Regions from separate parts of the Homo sapiens genome. Here region 2 is linked to region 1. Evidence: chromatin loops called from intact Hi-C (ENCODE). Cell type or tissue: natural killer cell. All regions are shown on one strand. Region 1 overlaps USP24 (ubiquitin specific peptidase 24). Region 2 overlaps USP24 (ubiquitin specific peptidase 24).

Evidence for each region. Hi-C counts contacts between places; a loop is a spot of excess contacts. Peaks named below come from ENCODE experiments on the same cell type or tissue, not always from the same donor. Only the 100,000 strongest peaks of a DNase experiment are listed, where the experiment ranks them.
Region 2: it touches region 1 in a loop (3.0-fold over the local background); 1 of 110 quality-filtered maps calls a loop at or near these places.

Annotation. Positions count from the first base shown.
Region 1 is chr1:55,182,644-55,190,643 of GRCh38, forward strand. The region is part of intron 1 of USP24 (ubiquitin specific peptidase 24); the gene reads right to left. Among named protein-coding and RNA genes, the nearest start is that of USP24, 29 kb to the right of the region's middle. In natural killer cell, no CTCF peak of the experiment used is centred here; no DNase peak of the experiment used is centred here.
Region 2 is chr1:55,124,027-55,132,026 of GRCh38, forward strand. It overlaps USP24 (ubiquitin specific peptidase 24), which reads right to left. Exons shown (of 68, transcript NM_015306.3): 32 at 5,451-5,548; 33 at 1,637-1,732; 34 at 1,294-1,522; 35 at 443-602. Among named protein-coding and RNA genes, the nearest start is that of USP24, 87 kb to the right of the region's middle. In natural killer cell, no CTCF peak of the experiment used is centred here; DNase peaks (open chromatin) are centred at 4,135 and 4,675; H3K27ac peaks cover 2,664 bases.

The DNA of each region.
Region 1 (8,000 bases):
CTCACTTCTTTGATATTCCCACCAAAAATGTATAACCTGAATCTAATAATGAGAAAACCCGAAATGAAAAACAGTCTTTTATTTTTTTTGAGACAGAGCCTCACTTTGTCACCCAGGCTGGAGTGCAGTGGCACCATCTTGGCTCACTGCAGCCTCCATCTCCTGGGTTCAAGCAATTCTCATGCCTCACCCTCCCGAGTAGCTGGGACTACAAGCGCATACCACCATGTCCAGCTCATTTTTGTATTTTTAGTAGAGAGAGACAGGGTTTCGCCATGTTGGTCAGGCTGGTCTTGAACTCCTGACCGCAAGTGATCTGCCCGCCTGGGCCTCCCAAAGTGCTGGGATTACAGGTGTGAGCCACCGTGCCTGGCCAAAAAACAGTCTAAAAATGGTCTAGCCTCTATTCCTAAAAAATGCCAGAGTCACCAAAGACAAGTACACTAGACAAATACGACAACCAAAAACAACATGGTATCCTGGACTGGATCTTGAAACAGAAATTATTATGTGTTTTATTTTACATTTTAGCTTCAAAGGATTTAGTACTGGATCAATGTTAATTTCCTGGTTTTGATAAATATACTAAGGTTAAGAGAATATCCTCATTTTTAGGAAGTATATAAGGGTAAAGGGGCATGGTGTCTGTAATTCATTCTCAAACAGTTCAGGAACAACAAAATACATACACATTTTATACACACATGCACATTATATATGTCTGTATATCTAAATACATACATAGAGAGAGAAATAAAGCAAATGTGATAAAATGTTAATATTTAAAGAACCTGAGTAAAGGTTACTTCTCTGTAAATGTAAGATATTAATTGTAATCCCCAGGACAACCATGAAGAAAATAAAAATGTATATTGAGAAAGAAACAAGGGAATTAAAATGATACACCAGAAAATATGTATTTAATATAAAACACAGGAGTAATGGACGATTAGAGGAACAAAAAGATGTAAGAGATAAGAAAACAAAGAGCAAAGCGGCAAATGTAAATCCTGTCTTACCAGTAATTACATTAAATGCAAATGGACAATAATTAAAAGGCAGAGGTTTGCAGAATGAATTTTTAAAATATATTATACAACCATATGCTGTCTACATCAAACACAATTTAGACAAAGATACAGAGACTGAAATAAAAGGATGTAAAAAGATATCATACACACATACAGGAGCTGGAATGGCTATATTAGACAGAACAGACGTTAAGGCAAGAAATGAAACTAAGACACTTCATAATAAAAAGGTCAATACAACAGGAAGATAAAATGATGAAAAAATATATACCCTAAAAGCAATAACCAAAGAGAGCAGGGGTGACTACAATAACATTGGGGGGGAAAAAAGGACACTGAAAAGCTGTTACTAGAGACAAGAAAGGCTGTTCTTTTTCCCCACTGTTTTGGGGGTTTTTTTGAGACAGGGTCTGGCTCTGTCACCCAGGCTGGAGTGCAGTGGCGTAATCTCAGCTCACTGCAACCTCTGTGTCCCAGGCTCAAATGATCCTTCCACCTCAGCCTCCCAAGTGGCTGAGATTACAGGCACACACCACCACGTCTGGCTAATTTTTGTATTTTTTATAGAGATGGGGTTTTGCCATGTTGCCGAGGCTGGTCTCAAACTCCTGAGCTCAAGCAATCCACCTGCCTCAGCCTCCCAAAGTGCTGGAATTATAGGCACGAGCCACCACACCCAGCCAGGAAAGGTTATTTTGTAATGATAAAAGGTTAATCCATCAGGAAGATATAACAATTATAAACACATAAGCATCTAACAACAGAGATCTAAAACACAGAAAGCAAAAATTAACAGAATTAAAGAGAGAAATACACCAACAATAATAGTTGGAGACTTCAATACCTCAGAATTAGGCAAAAGATCAACAAGAAAATAGAATACTCAAACAACACTATAAACCAAATAGACCTAAAACACATTTACAGAACTCTCCACCCAATTACAGTAAAATACAGATTCTCCTCAAGTGCGCATGAAATATTCTCCAAGATAGAGCATATGTTAGGTTGTAAAACAGGCCTCAACAATTTAAAAGAAGTGAAATCATACCAAATATGTTGTCTGACTGCAATGGAATTAAAAATCAACAGAAGGAAATATGGAAAATTCAAAAATATGTGAAAATTAAACAACACATTCCTTAATCACCAATGGCACAAACAAGAAATCACAAGATAGGTAAGAACGCGCTTTGAGACGAATGAAAATTAAAATATAATATAAAACTTTTGGGTACAGCAAAAGCAGTGATTAAAGGGAAATTTGTTTGTTTTGGGATTTTTATTTTTATTTTTTTTTTGACATGGGGTCTTGTTCTGCTGCCTAGGCTTGAATGCAGTGGCACAATCACAGCCCACTGCAGCCTTGACCTCCAGGGCTCAAGGGATCCTCCCACTTCCCAGCTCCCCAGCAGCTGGGACTACTGCTGCATACCACCATGCCTGACTATGTTTTGTTTTAGAAATAGGGTTTTGTTTTGTTGCTCAGGCTGATCTCGAACTCCTAGGTTCAAGCGATTCTCCCATGTCAGCCTCCTAAAGTGCTGGGATTACAGGTGTGAGCCAACATATCTGGTCACAAGAGGGAAATTTTTTACTGGTAATGCCTATATTACAAAGGAAGAAAGATTTCAAATCAACAACATAACCTCCCACTTTCAGAAACATGAAAAGCAAGAATAAACTAAACCCAAAGCAAGCAGAAGGAAACAGAAAAGATCAGAGTAGAAATAAATAAATTTAAAAATATATAATAAATAAAACCAAAAGTTGGTTCTTTGAAAAAATTTAAAAAAAAGGGACAAACCTTCAACTAGACTGACAAAGAGAAAAAGAAAGAGGATTCAAATTTAATAATAAGAATGAAAGAAAAAACATCACTACTTTTTATTTTATTTATTTTTGAGACAGAGTCTTGCTCTGTCATCCAGGCTGGAGTGCAAAGGCACAATCATGGCTGACTGCAGCCTTGACCTTCTAGGCTCAAGCAAACCTCCCATTTCAGCCTCCTGAGTAGCTGGGACCACAGAAGCACACCACCATACCTGGTTCATCTTTCTGATTTTTTTTTTTTTGTAGAGACAGGGACTCACTATGTTGTCCAGCCTGTTCTCACACTCTTGGGCTCAAGTGAACCTCCCAGCTCAGGCTTCCAAAGTTCTGGGATCACAGGTGTGAGCCACCTCGCCAGGCCAAGAAAACATTACCACTGACCTTACAGAAATAAATATGGTAAGATATACTACTAACAAATGTATGCTAACAAATTAGATAACCCAGGTAAAATGAACATTTCCTAGAAAAGCATAAACCACCAAAACTGACTCAAGAAGAAACAGAAAATCTGAAGACCTGTACCAAGTAAAAAGAATGACTTGTAATCAAGAACTTCCCACAAAGGAAAGCCCAGGACCAGATGGCATCACCAGTGAATTATACAAAACGTTTAAAGAACTAACATCAATCCTTCAGTCTTCCAAAAAATAGAAAAGCAAGGAACATTTCCCAACTTATTTTATGAGGCAAGTATTACCCTGATATTAAAAATGGACAAGGAAATTTCACATCTATTAGTATGGTTATTATAAAAAATATAGAAAAAAATGTTGGTAAGGATGTGGGGAAACTGGAACTTTTGTACACTGCTGATAAGAGTATAAAACTGTGCACCTACAATGAATAACACTATGGAGGTTTCTCAAAAACTTAAATGGAACTACCATGTGATTGAGCAACTCTACTGGATACACACATACCAAAAAACTGAAAGAAGAGGCTTGAGCAGATATTTGTACACCCATGTTCATAACCGAATTATTCACAATAGCCAAAAGGTGGAAGCAACCCAAGTGTCCATCAACAAATGAATAAACAAAATATGATATAAACATACCATGGATTATCCAAACTTTAAGAAAATGTGTTTATGATACATGTTACAACATGGAAGATCTTGAAGATATTATGCCAAGTGAAATAAGCCAATCACAGAAAAACAAATATTATATGATTCCACTTATATGAAAGTACTTAGAGTAGTCAAATTCACAGATGAAGAAAGCAGAATGTTGGTTGCCAAGGGCTGGGTGCAGGGGGGAATAGGGAGTTAGTATGTAATGGGTACAGAGTTTCAGCTGGGGAAGATGAAGTAGTTCTGAAGATGGATGGGACTGATGGATGCAGAACAATTAAATGTACTTAATGCCACAGAACTGTACACTTAAAAATGAATAAAATGGTAAATTTTATGTTATGTATATATTATCACACTTTAAAATAATATACAAAGATACACACACCAAACCAATATCCCTAGGAATAGTGACACAAAAATCCTTAACAATAAACCAGTAAACCAAATCCACACATATATTAAAAAGATCCTAAACCATGACCAAGTGGCACTTATCTCAGGAATCAAGGTAGGTTTAGTATACAAAAAAACAAACAAACAAAAAACCAATCAATATAATAACACCATAGTAACAGAATAAAGGACATAAAAAATCACGAGATCATCTCAAGTGAAGCAGGAAAAAACTTCACAAAATGTAACACCATTCCATGATTTTAAAACAACGACAAAACACTCAACAAACTAGAAATAAAGGGGAACTTCCTCAACTTGATTAAAGGCATCTACAAAAACACCTACAGTGAACATCATATTTAACTGTGAAATACTGAATGCTTTTCTCTAGATCAGGAATGAGACAAAGATGTCTGCTCTCACAGCTTCCATTCAACACTGCACTGGAGTGTCTAGTCAAGGCAATTAGGCAAAGAAAAAATAAAAGGCATTCAGATTAAAGAGGATGAAATAAAACTACTTCTATTCACTGATGCCATAATTTTGCACAGAGAAAATCCTAAGGAATTCACCAAAATAAATACCAGAATAAATGAGTTCAGCAAGGCTGCAGAATACAGTATCAATATACTGTATTTCTATACACTAACAACTGTATTTCTATACACTAACAATGGGTAATCCTAAAATAAAGAGAATAATTTCATTTACAATAACATTAAAAAGAATAAAATACTTAGGAAGTGCAAGACTTGTACACTGAAAACTACAAAGCATCATTGAAGGAAATTATAAGAACTAAATAAACAAAAAGACATCCTATGTTCATAGATTGGAACTTAAAACTGTTAAGATAACAATATTCCCCAAATTGGTCTACAAATTGAACACAATCCGCATCAAAATTCCAGCTAGTTTCTTTGCAAAAAACGACAATCTAACTTTAAAATTTACAAGGAACCCTGAATAGTCAAAACAACAAAGTTCAAGAATTCACATTTCCCATTTTCAAAACTTACTACAGCGCTATAGTAATCAAGACAATCTGGTACTGGCATAATGAATCAATGGAATATAATGGAGATTTCATAAATAATACCTGGTATTTATGGTCAATTAATTTTTCAGCAAGAGTCACGAGACAACTTAATCTTTCACAAAGACAAAAAAGTAATCCAATGGAGGAAGGACAGTCTTTTCAACAAATGGTGCTGAGACAACTGAATATACACAAGCAAAAGAATGAAATGACCCCACCTCAAGCCACATACAAAAACTAACTCAATGTAACGCAAGACTAAATATTCATGACCTTGGATTAGGTAATTATTTCTTGGAAAAGCAAAAGCAACAAAGAAAAAATAAACTTCATCAAAAATAAAAATTTTTGTGCATCAAAAGTCACCATTAAGAAAGTGAAAAAAAGAATCTACAGAATGAGAAACAGTATTTGCAAATCATAGATCTGATAAAAGATTTGCATATAGAATACAAAAAAAAAACCTTACAACTCAATAAAAAGACAAATAACCTAATAAAAAATGGGCAAAAGATTTGAATAAATGTTTCTCCAAAAAAGATACAAGCGGTTCACAAAAAGATGCTAAGCATCTTCAGGAAAATGCAAATCAAAACCACAAAATACCACTTCACACCTACTAGGATGGCCAAAATTTAAAAAGACAGGAAAGAAGCCGGGCATGGTGGGTCACACCTGTAATCCCAGCACTTTGGGAGGCTGAGGCAGGTGGATTGCCTGAGATCAGGAGTTCGAGACCAGCCTGTCCAACATAGTGAAACCCCGTCTCTACTAAAAATATAAAAAATTAGCTGGGTGTGGTGGTGGGCACCTGTAATCCCAGCTACTAGGGAGGCTGAGGTAGGAGGATTGCTTGAACCTGGGAGGCGGAGGTTGTGGTGAGCAGAGATCGCGCCACCCATTGCACTCCAGCCTGGACAACAAGAGCAAAACTCCATCTCAAAAAAAAAAAAAAAAAAAAAAAAAAAAAAAGACAGGAAATAACAAGTATTGGTGAGAATGTGAAGCAATTGGAAACTTCACACACTGCTGATTGATTATAAAATGGGGCCACCGCTTTCCAAGACAGTTTGGCAGTTCCTCAAAGGTTACTAAGTTTCCACTTGACATAACAATTCCATTCATACAAATATTCATAAGAGAAATGGAAACATATGTCCACATAAAACACGTATACATGAGTGTTCGTGGCAGCATTGTTGCTAACAACCAAAAGGTTTGGAAATTATCCAAATGTCCATTAGAAAGAATGAATGAACAATCCATTTTATGTCCATGTGTTATATCCATACAATGAAGTATTTTTTAGCTCTAAAAATGATCAAAATACTGACAAGTTACAGTATTTTGAATGAACATAGTGAGTTGAATGAATTTCCACAAAAATAAGTTCTGAAGTTCAGTTCTCAATGAACTCCAAAAATATACTAAGTGAAAGAAGCCAGACATAAAAGGCCGCATATTGTATCATTCTGTTTATATGAAATGTTCACAATAGGCAAATCCATAGACACAGAAAGTAGACTGGTGGTTGCCACAGGATGGCAGGAGATAGAAAAAGACAGCATGAGGTTTCTTTTGGAGGTGATGAAAATATTCTCAAAATAAATGGTGGTGATGGTTGCACAATTCTGAATGCACACTTTAAAACGGTGAACTTTATAGTATAAGAATTCTTTCTCAATAAAGCTGTTATTTAAAAGACTTGATTAACAAAAATGAGTTCAATGATTATAGTCACTAAAGAAAGTGGGTATATATCTAAGAACTGCAAAACACAGAGTTGTACCTAATCTGTAATAAAAATCTAACACATATGGCAATTAGCTTTAAAACAGCAATTAAAAAATATTATTATATAAGGCCAGGCACGGTGACTCATGCCTGTAATCCCAGCACTTTGGGAGGCTGAGGGAGGATCACTTGAGGTCAGGAGTTTGAGACCAGCCTGACCAACATGGTGAAACCCCATCTCTACTAAAAATACAAAAATTAGCTGGGGATGGTGGAAGGCACCTGTAATCCCAGCTACTTGGGAAGCTGAGGCAGGAGAATTGCTTGGACCCAGGAGGCGGAGGTTGCGGTGAGCCAAGATTGCACCACTGCACTCTAGCCTGGGTGACAGACCAAGACTCCATCTCAAAAAAAAAAAAAAAAAAAAAGAAAGAAAGAAAATATTATTTAAGACTTGACAGGCGAAATATACCATGTTGCCTCCTAGGCAGTTAACATTCTTGGTCTTAAAACTGGAAGCAACAGCGCGTTATACACAGGGTTAAGGAATGATACAAAGCAGCACTACATTTTCAGGAGTGTGCTGCAAACACAAAGAGATAAGCAACCACAGAGGGGGATAGTATGAACCCATATTTTGGTTGGTTTGATATTTTGAGTTATCACTTTTAAGTAGAGCCTGTCCTTGGCAAAAATTACATACTGACCAAGAGAACACATACAAAGCAGCTCAGTATCGTTCTATTGCAAAATGTCATAGCTCCGAACAGACATAATGTATTGAGCTTTTAATAAGATCTTTGCAATTTAACTTACTATTTTCTCATTAGATGCCAAATCCAAATGATACAAAAGTAACCATTAATGGTCACTGATTATAAATTAA
Region 2 (8,000 bases), 59 kb before region 1:
GGTATTTCTAAAATAGAGATTGAGCAGGAAGACCAAATAAAGCTGGGAAATAAAGCTATATTTTAAAGAGGCCTAATGAAAAATAACCTGGCAAACCAAGAAAAGAACTGTTTTCCAGGACTGAATTCTAAATGAATTTGTATTATTGCCACAATGATTGGTTTCATGACACTTTTATACTCAGCTAAGCTAAAAACTGTTGATTTGGTTTCTTCACTTACTCTATGTGTTTATAAATATTTTTCTTCTTAAGTGAAATATGACATACATATAGGAACATACATAAATACTAAGTGTATACAGAGCTTGATGAATTTTTACTCATGCTCACAAGCAAGAGAAGAGGGTCTCCCATTTTTGTGACTCTGGCAAACCTACACACAGAATTCTTATGGTTATTTCTTACCCAGTGTTCTCATTACTGTCTCTTTTTAATCAGTACCTGAACTGCTGAGTCTGTTTCGAATTCCAGCAGGACACAGGGAATTACTTTCTTTAATTGGCTGGCTACTCCCAACAAGATCAAGCCGTCCTGCAGCCGCAGCCCATGACAATCTCATGAAGCAAGCCACAGTAGAAGTGAAATCACTTACTTCCATTGTCTAAAGAATGGAACAAGTATTATGAGAAAGAGCAATACTTGAACACATGCCCTGACATGTACAACCTTCTTACAGGTCTCAGTTTCATACGCCTCCTTTCCCTCCAAGGTCATCCAGAAAGATGGCCTTTCTCAAGCTGCCATCCTGCTCAAGGGCTTTCAATCTCTCTTTTTTATCTGTAAAACAGATTGATCTTCATGCTGTGGCTTCAAAATACGCTTTACCAATTTTTTCACTTTCCCCCTTTCCCACATACTATGACCTCATGACCTCCCATAAGCTCTGGTATTGTCTCTAGTTTGCACATGTGCTCCCTTTTGCTTGAACAAGTCTCCTTTCTCCAACTTTCTAAGTACTTATCTCTGTATATCTAATCCTCATCTGTTCTTCAAGGCCTAGCTCAAATGCCATCTATAACATAAAATCACCCATCACAGCCACAGGTGAAGGAAATTATTCTGCCTCCTTTGAAGACACACAGAATGCTTTGTCTTGTAGTTTTACAACACTTGATACTTTCTACCTGGAATTATAGTTATTTCTACCCTAGCGATCTCTTTTTAAGTCACCATAAATTTCTTGAAGGCAATATTCATGTCTTAATCATTTTTATATCCCCATAGCACCTCTTCCTAAACAGGACATTCTGAATAAGAGGGACTAAAATGTCTTGAATACACAAATCACTTACTTGTATTGCAACTCGAGCAGCAGGGATGATTTCCTCAACCCTAATAGAAGACCTATCAGACACGGACAACTGTCGGTAGGATGACTTTTCTGGGGTACCACATAAGGACATCTGTCTGCTTGTCTGCCGGCTGACATTTCGGAATGGGCGGGAAGAAAGTGCTTCTATACCATCTTTGGTGAGGTCTTCATCTAATAACGTGGGCATTGTTTGTCCGACAAGTAAAAATCTTAAAAAGAAACAGCTAGACTTATTCTGAGTCCATTCATACTATTTAAAAACATGATTTGCGAAGAAAAAGTCAAGTATTGCCTGGTAAGACTAATGCAATATATTTACATACCTTGCAAGCTGTAGACAGATGGAATAAACACCCTGCCTTGTTTCATAGTCTACTTCTGATGGGATGGAGTCTCTCTGCATGACATTTACAACCAAACTTCAAAAAGAAGAAAAAAAGGCAGGATATTAAAGACTTCTATTTTTTTTCATTTTAAATTTTCCATAAGTAATGTAATCAGTCATCATCAATTACTTAGTTTCTACATGATTCTGTCATAAAAAGAGCCTACATATATCTATCATAATAATTTCCTATGATACCTATAAGCTTCCTAACTATTCTCCCTGCTTCTGCTCTTGACTCTCCACCTTCCAAACCTATTTTCAAAAGACCCATCAGGGTGATCCTTAGAAAATTTAACTCAGATCATGGCACTCCTCTGCACAAAATCCTTCAATGGTTTCCTATTTCCTATGCTGAAAAACAGCAGAGTCTTCACAGTAGCCTGTAAGACCCTTCATAACTTGACCTCTGGTATCTCTGCAATGTCATGTCCCAGACCTCTGTCTCATTTGAGAATGGGAAACACTGCCTCATTCACGGTGCCCCAACCACACTGGCCTCCTGTGGCCTCTGCCGGCACCAGGCAGGTCCCCACGCATGGGTGTGCGCTGGCTGCTCCTCTGAAAAGCTTTCTCCTGGGTCTCGCTCCCTTATCTCCTTCAGGTCTTTGCTAGATGTCACCCCAGCGAAGCTTTTCCTGATCACCCTACTGAAAATCATAGCCCCCGAATCCCTGCTTCCTTCTTTATTTTTCTCTACAGCTCTCCTCACCATCTGACACATACTTTTACTTATGTTAATTGTCTCCCCCTCTAGACTGTAAGCTTCATGAGGATGTGGATTTTGGTCTAATCTACTCACTGCTCTGTTCTCATTGCTTAAGAACAATATCTGGTACATGAATTAAATGACATACACAAATAAGCCAAATGTTCAATGTCTTTATTTTGACAGCCCTGTAAATGGCTGAGTGATGTGAAAGGAGTTTGTACTAAAAACACCTCTACAGTGTGGAACACAGAATAAAGCTACACATGTGTGCCACACCTTCTACGGTACTTGGGAATCCTTTTTGCCATCATTTCCCTATTTCCCATCCCCTCGACCTCCTCAAGGTCCCTACCCAGCTTCTCTGTGCCAGACCTCCCCTCAGGAATTCCTTCAACCATCCTCTGCTCATGCTTTGAGCTGGTGTCCATGCCTACCTCACCCAGAGGAAATGGTATGCCTACTTCTTTCTAGAGAAAAGCTGCTTCCAACTGCAGTACAAGTTGACCCCATCATTTACCCATTTTTCTTTTATCTTTATTCTTTTCTCCTTCATTGGTCCCTTTTAGTTAACCTATGAAGAGTCTTCCACAAGCTAAAATCAAAACAGAAAAGCCAACTTCCCCCTCAGTTTTTTTTCTAAATTATTATACTTTAAGTTTTAGGGTATATGTGCACAATGTGCAGGTTAGTTACATATGTATATATGTGCCATGCTGGTGTGCTGCACCCATTAACTCATCATTTAGCATTAGGTATATCTCCTAATGCTATCCCTCCCCACTCCCCCAACCCCACAACAGTCCCCAGAGTGTGATGTTCCCCTTCCTGTGTCCATGTGTTCTCATTGTTCAATTCCCACCTATGGGTGAGAACATGCGGTGTTTGGTTTTTTGTCCTTGCAATAGTTTACTGAGAATGATGATTTCCAATTTCATCCATGTCCCTACAAAGGACATGAACTCATCCTTTTTTATGGCTGCAGAGTATTCCATGGTGTATATGTGCCACATTTTCTTAATCCAGTCTATCATTGTTGGACATTTGGATTGGTTCCAAGTCTTTGCTATTGTGAATAGTGCCGCAATAAACATACGTGTGCATGTGTCTTTATAGCAGCATGATTTATAGTCCTTTGGGTATATACCCAGTAAAGGGATGGCTGGGTCAAATGGTATTTCTAGTTCTAGATCCCTGAGGAATCGTCACACTGATTTCCACAGTGGTTGAACTAGTTTACAGTCCCACCAACAGTGTAAAAGTGTTCCTATTTCTCCACATCCTCTCCAGCACCTGTTGTTTCCTGACTTTTTAATAATTGCCATTCTAACTGGTGTTAGATGGTATCTCATTGTGGTTTTGATTTGCATTTCTCTGATGACCACCCTCAGTTATTTCTGTCTTCAATTTACTATCACCCCTTTTTTCTTACTCATCTGAAAGGAGAGATCTCTATGCCCTGACGCTACCTTCCTGCCTTACACTTGCCACTCAGCTCTGACAGCTGGATTATGTCCTCATGGTTTTACTCACACGCTCCCAAATCTCTCATGCCATTCTCCACTTTTCTAACAAGCACCCTATCCAATCCATACCATCTACTTCACATGACTCAGAAGGACCTTGTATACAAACAAACTTATTTCTCTTGCTTTCCTTTGTTCGTTCCATCTCTCTGTGTTTATTTCTCATACTGACTAATGACTCACCATTTCCCCACTCTACCAAGCTAGAAACCACAGGGCCATTTTATAAATGTCCCCACCCTCTACCTAGTCATAAATGTCATTCTGTCACTGCCCTTCATCTCCTCTCTGGATACTGTCAGCTCTCAGTCTACCCTTCCTCCAGTCTCTCCCACTTCCCTTCATCCTCTTCACTGCTGCCAGAGTAATTGTTTCAGGTAATTCTCGGCTTAGTAACTGCCTGTTTTTTCATGGACTACAAGACAACACTCGTATTCCCCAATGAGACCCTTCTTGACATGTTTCTCTCCTTCATCCTTTGCTTGAACACCAGGCAACTGAGGTTCCCAAGACAGGCGATGCGTCTTCATGCTCTCACTCACCCTTCCTTCCATTCCAGCTTGGAGTGCCCCTTCCCTCCTTATTTACCTAGAGGATTTCTAGGTAAATAATTTCCCAATTCCTAGCTCAACAGTCATTTTCTGTGAATAATTTCCTAACCTTATGACCCTAAGCAAATTCAACCAATGTAACCACTACTTTCTCACCCCTCCTCCTCACAAGTACTTTTTATATATGCCTCTGCTTTAATACCTTTTTTTTTTTTTTTTTTTTGAGACAGGATCTTGTTCCGTTGCCAGGGTGGAGTGCACTGGTGCTATTACTGCTCACTGCAACTTCCACCTCCCGGGCTCAAGTGATCCTCCCACCTCAGTGTCCCAAGTAGTTAGGACTACAAGTGCATGTCATCACACTCAACTATTTTTTTATTTTTATTTTTAGTAGACATGAGGTCTCACTATGTCGCCCCGTACGATCTCAAACTCTTGGGCTCAAGCAATCCTCCTGCCTCAGCCCCTGAAAGTGTTGGGATTACAGGCATGAACCACCATGCCTGCCCTGTTTTAATACTTATAATATAGTTACCTAGCTGTTTGTTATTCTTTGTTAAACCATCAGCTGCCTCTCAAAGGCAGAGATAATATCTAATTTATCTTTGCATCCCCAGCACTAATACCTTGCACAATATGGATTTACAGCGATAAAATTCACCTTATTTCAAACTGACATGAGACACAAAAGAAACAGATACAGCCTCCTGGCTTCTACTCTTCTTGAAAATTTCCCCCACTACCAGAGGGGAAAGAGACATGCTTCCATACGTTTTTCAAATAATCAGAAGTTATAAAATGATTTAAAATATTTTAAAGGACTGAAACATCATTCCTTCTTATAATAACTCTCACAATGAGTCATATGATACCTTGTAGGAATAAGCAAGACTTTGCAGGGGAAATTAACTAAAATAACTATATTCATTTTCGGCAACTCATGTAACATTACATTGAAACTCTAACCTCAAACCGCCAGCTTTGAGGAAGTTTTCACAGAAGGATTTGGCACAGCTTCTGGCCATGTCATCATCAGCTGTTGGCATGAGTTTGGAGCTTAGAACCTAGGGAACAGATAAGCACAATTATTCATCCACACATTTTCAGCAGAAATTACTCCTTTACTAAATAAAACATTCAGACAACTTGAGTTAGAATCTCTTTAAATGTTGCACACTGTTTTTCCCCCAGAAATATGTAGAAGCTGATGTTTCACGATAAAATAATCACATTTTCCCTATTCTATTTACTTTGGAAGAAAAATCTTTCCGTTCTAGAGAAAGCTGGTGTGTTCTTTTCATGAAACTGGCAAACATGAAAGTCTCAGACCCTCAGGCTTAGATAAGAACAGATAATTTCATGTGATATGCTAGATATATTCTTTAGAAAGATATACACCAAAGTTTTATAAAACAGCCCATATATTAAAAATGCAAGATGAGTTTCCCAACAATAACTCTAACTCCTATTTATTGAACATCTACAATGTATCAGGCATATGTATTTTACTTTATAGGTGAGGGAACTGAGACCTGAAAGGTTAAGTAGGTTAAGTGACTGCCCACCCAAGGTCACGTGGTTAGAATTCAAATCCAGATGTGTCTCATTCTAACACTCATGCCCTTCTATGACACCGCAATGCCTACACCTAAAGTGGAGTTCAACTGAATACTTTGGTTGGGCAGAATTTCACATAAATAACCATACTATAGCCAAGACTACAAATCTAGTTCACATTCTAGTTTTACCTAGCTGAGAGACCTTAGGCATACAATGCTCCCTTTTGTCCTAGTTTTCTCATCACTAAGTGAACATAGTAGTTGCCTTTACAGGAAGATTGAAGGATTAAATACTACAGCACAAGCTTTAAGGTGCTTAGTATAAGCATCAGCACAAAACAAGTACTCAGTAAACAACTGCTTATTAAGTTATGATTTAAAAATAAAGACTCTCATTGCCTCAGTCTTAAACTAGATGTAGTTCAAGATCATTTTCTAGTCTTAAAAAATCTGCTTCTATGAACCCATGAGTTTTATGAGTTTAGAACTTAATGTGGGATTTTGTTAAAGATGCCTTCTTCCTAGGTTGCTCTGGAGAAACAGGTCCACCAACCTGGGATAATGAGCATTACATGGGAGAAAAGGAACCTGTGCTCTTCTAAGCCTTTCAAATATATATAGCTCTTCGTCTACATGGACACTCTGACCCCAGCTGCCTCATGCTTAATGGACAACAATTTAGTGAACTGACAGGTTTCCTCAAAGACAAGGAAATATTCACTTTGAAGTTTCCTAGCAGGTAAATAAAAGTTAATGAACAAATTGCAAAGAAATTAACCTTTTAGCTGACAGCAAAATAAAAGCTTTTGGGAGTGTTAGGTTTCCAACTATTTTGTGTACCTAAAGCAAAACAAAAAATATCAAAGGAATTCACACCTACTCAGAAGTCTTAAAATGATACCAGAGGTATTTTACCACTGCAGTGCTATGGCTCTAAGATAATGGAATTTAGATAGTTGATGACAAGCTAGACCCATTGTTGGACCATTCTGTTTTTCTATTAAATATAGGTGTTTAAAATTACACTTGAACTTTTTGGAGATAATCATTCAAAAACAAATGACAGATCTGGCAGGAATCACAAGATGCAAATTCTTTAGGCTTAAATGGGCTAAAAATTCCTAGGCAATTTTCTGTTTTGGAAATACTGCATATATTTTATTTTTTGACATCTGTTTATTAAACAGGGTGAACATTAAGTTAGTATTTTCATTTTGAATAAGCCTCCTCAGTATGCACGAAAATGTAAAATATAATCTAAATAGAAAGCACTTTGGTACTCCATGCTGTTGTTATAACTTAATACTACACTGAATGCTACTACATTTCATAAAGTTAATTCTTAAACACAAGGATGACTCAACCTCAAACGTGGTTTCCATGCTGAATACTGCATATGTTTTTAAATGTCCATATAAATAAGGACATACTTAATTTTTAAAATATTTGCTAAATATTTTTTCTTTTTAGACCAACATGTCTTTTCACAGGAATGATTAAGGCAAATATGAAATGTCATCACACCTTGAAGCAGTAAGATATTGCTTGTATGAAAAGTTATCACATCATACAAGCAACAAGTGGAGTGGGAAAATGAAGGACTATAATTATATGCTCCCAATCAGATTGTCACATGAAATGAAACTTGGAAAAAATGCAGGTACCCTCTTAAAATTTTTGACTTTTGTGTACTTAAGATACATGATATAATAATTAAGACTGCTTAGGCACTGATATGGATTCTATTCTTTAGTGCCTGGATATAACTTCCTAAGACAAAGCAAAATCATTCAGGGCTTTATTTTCTTCAGACCAAGAGTGGTATGAGGGTCTGACCTATTACTCTCCAAGAGCAGAACTGATTTCAGTTGGTCACTTTCCCATAGTGCTTTGTTTACACTCTGCCATCCAGACTCAGTATATCCAGCTTCCATATGTCTTACTCATAAGATCTTGG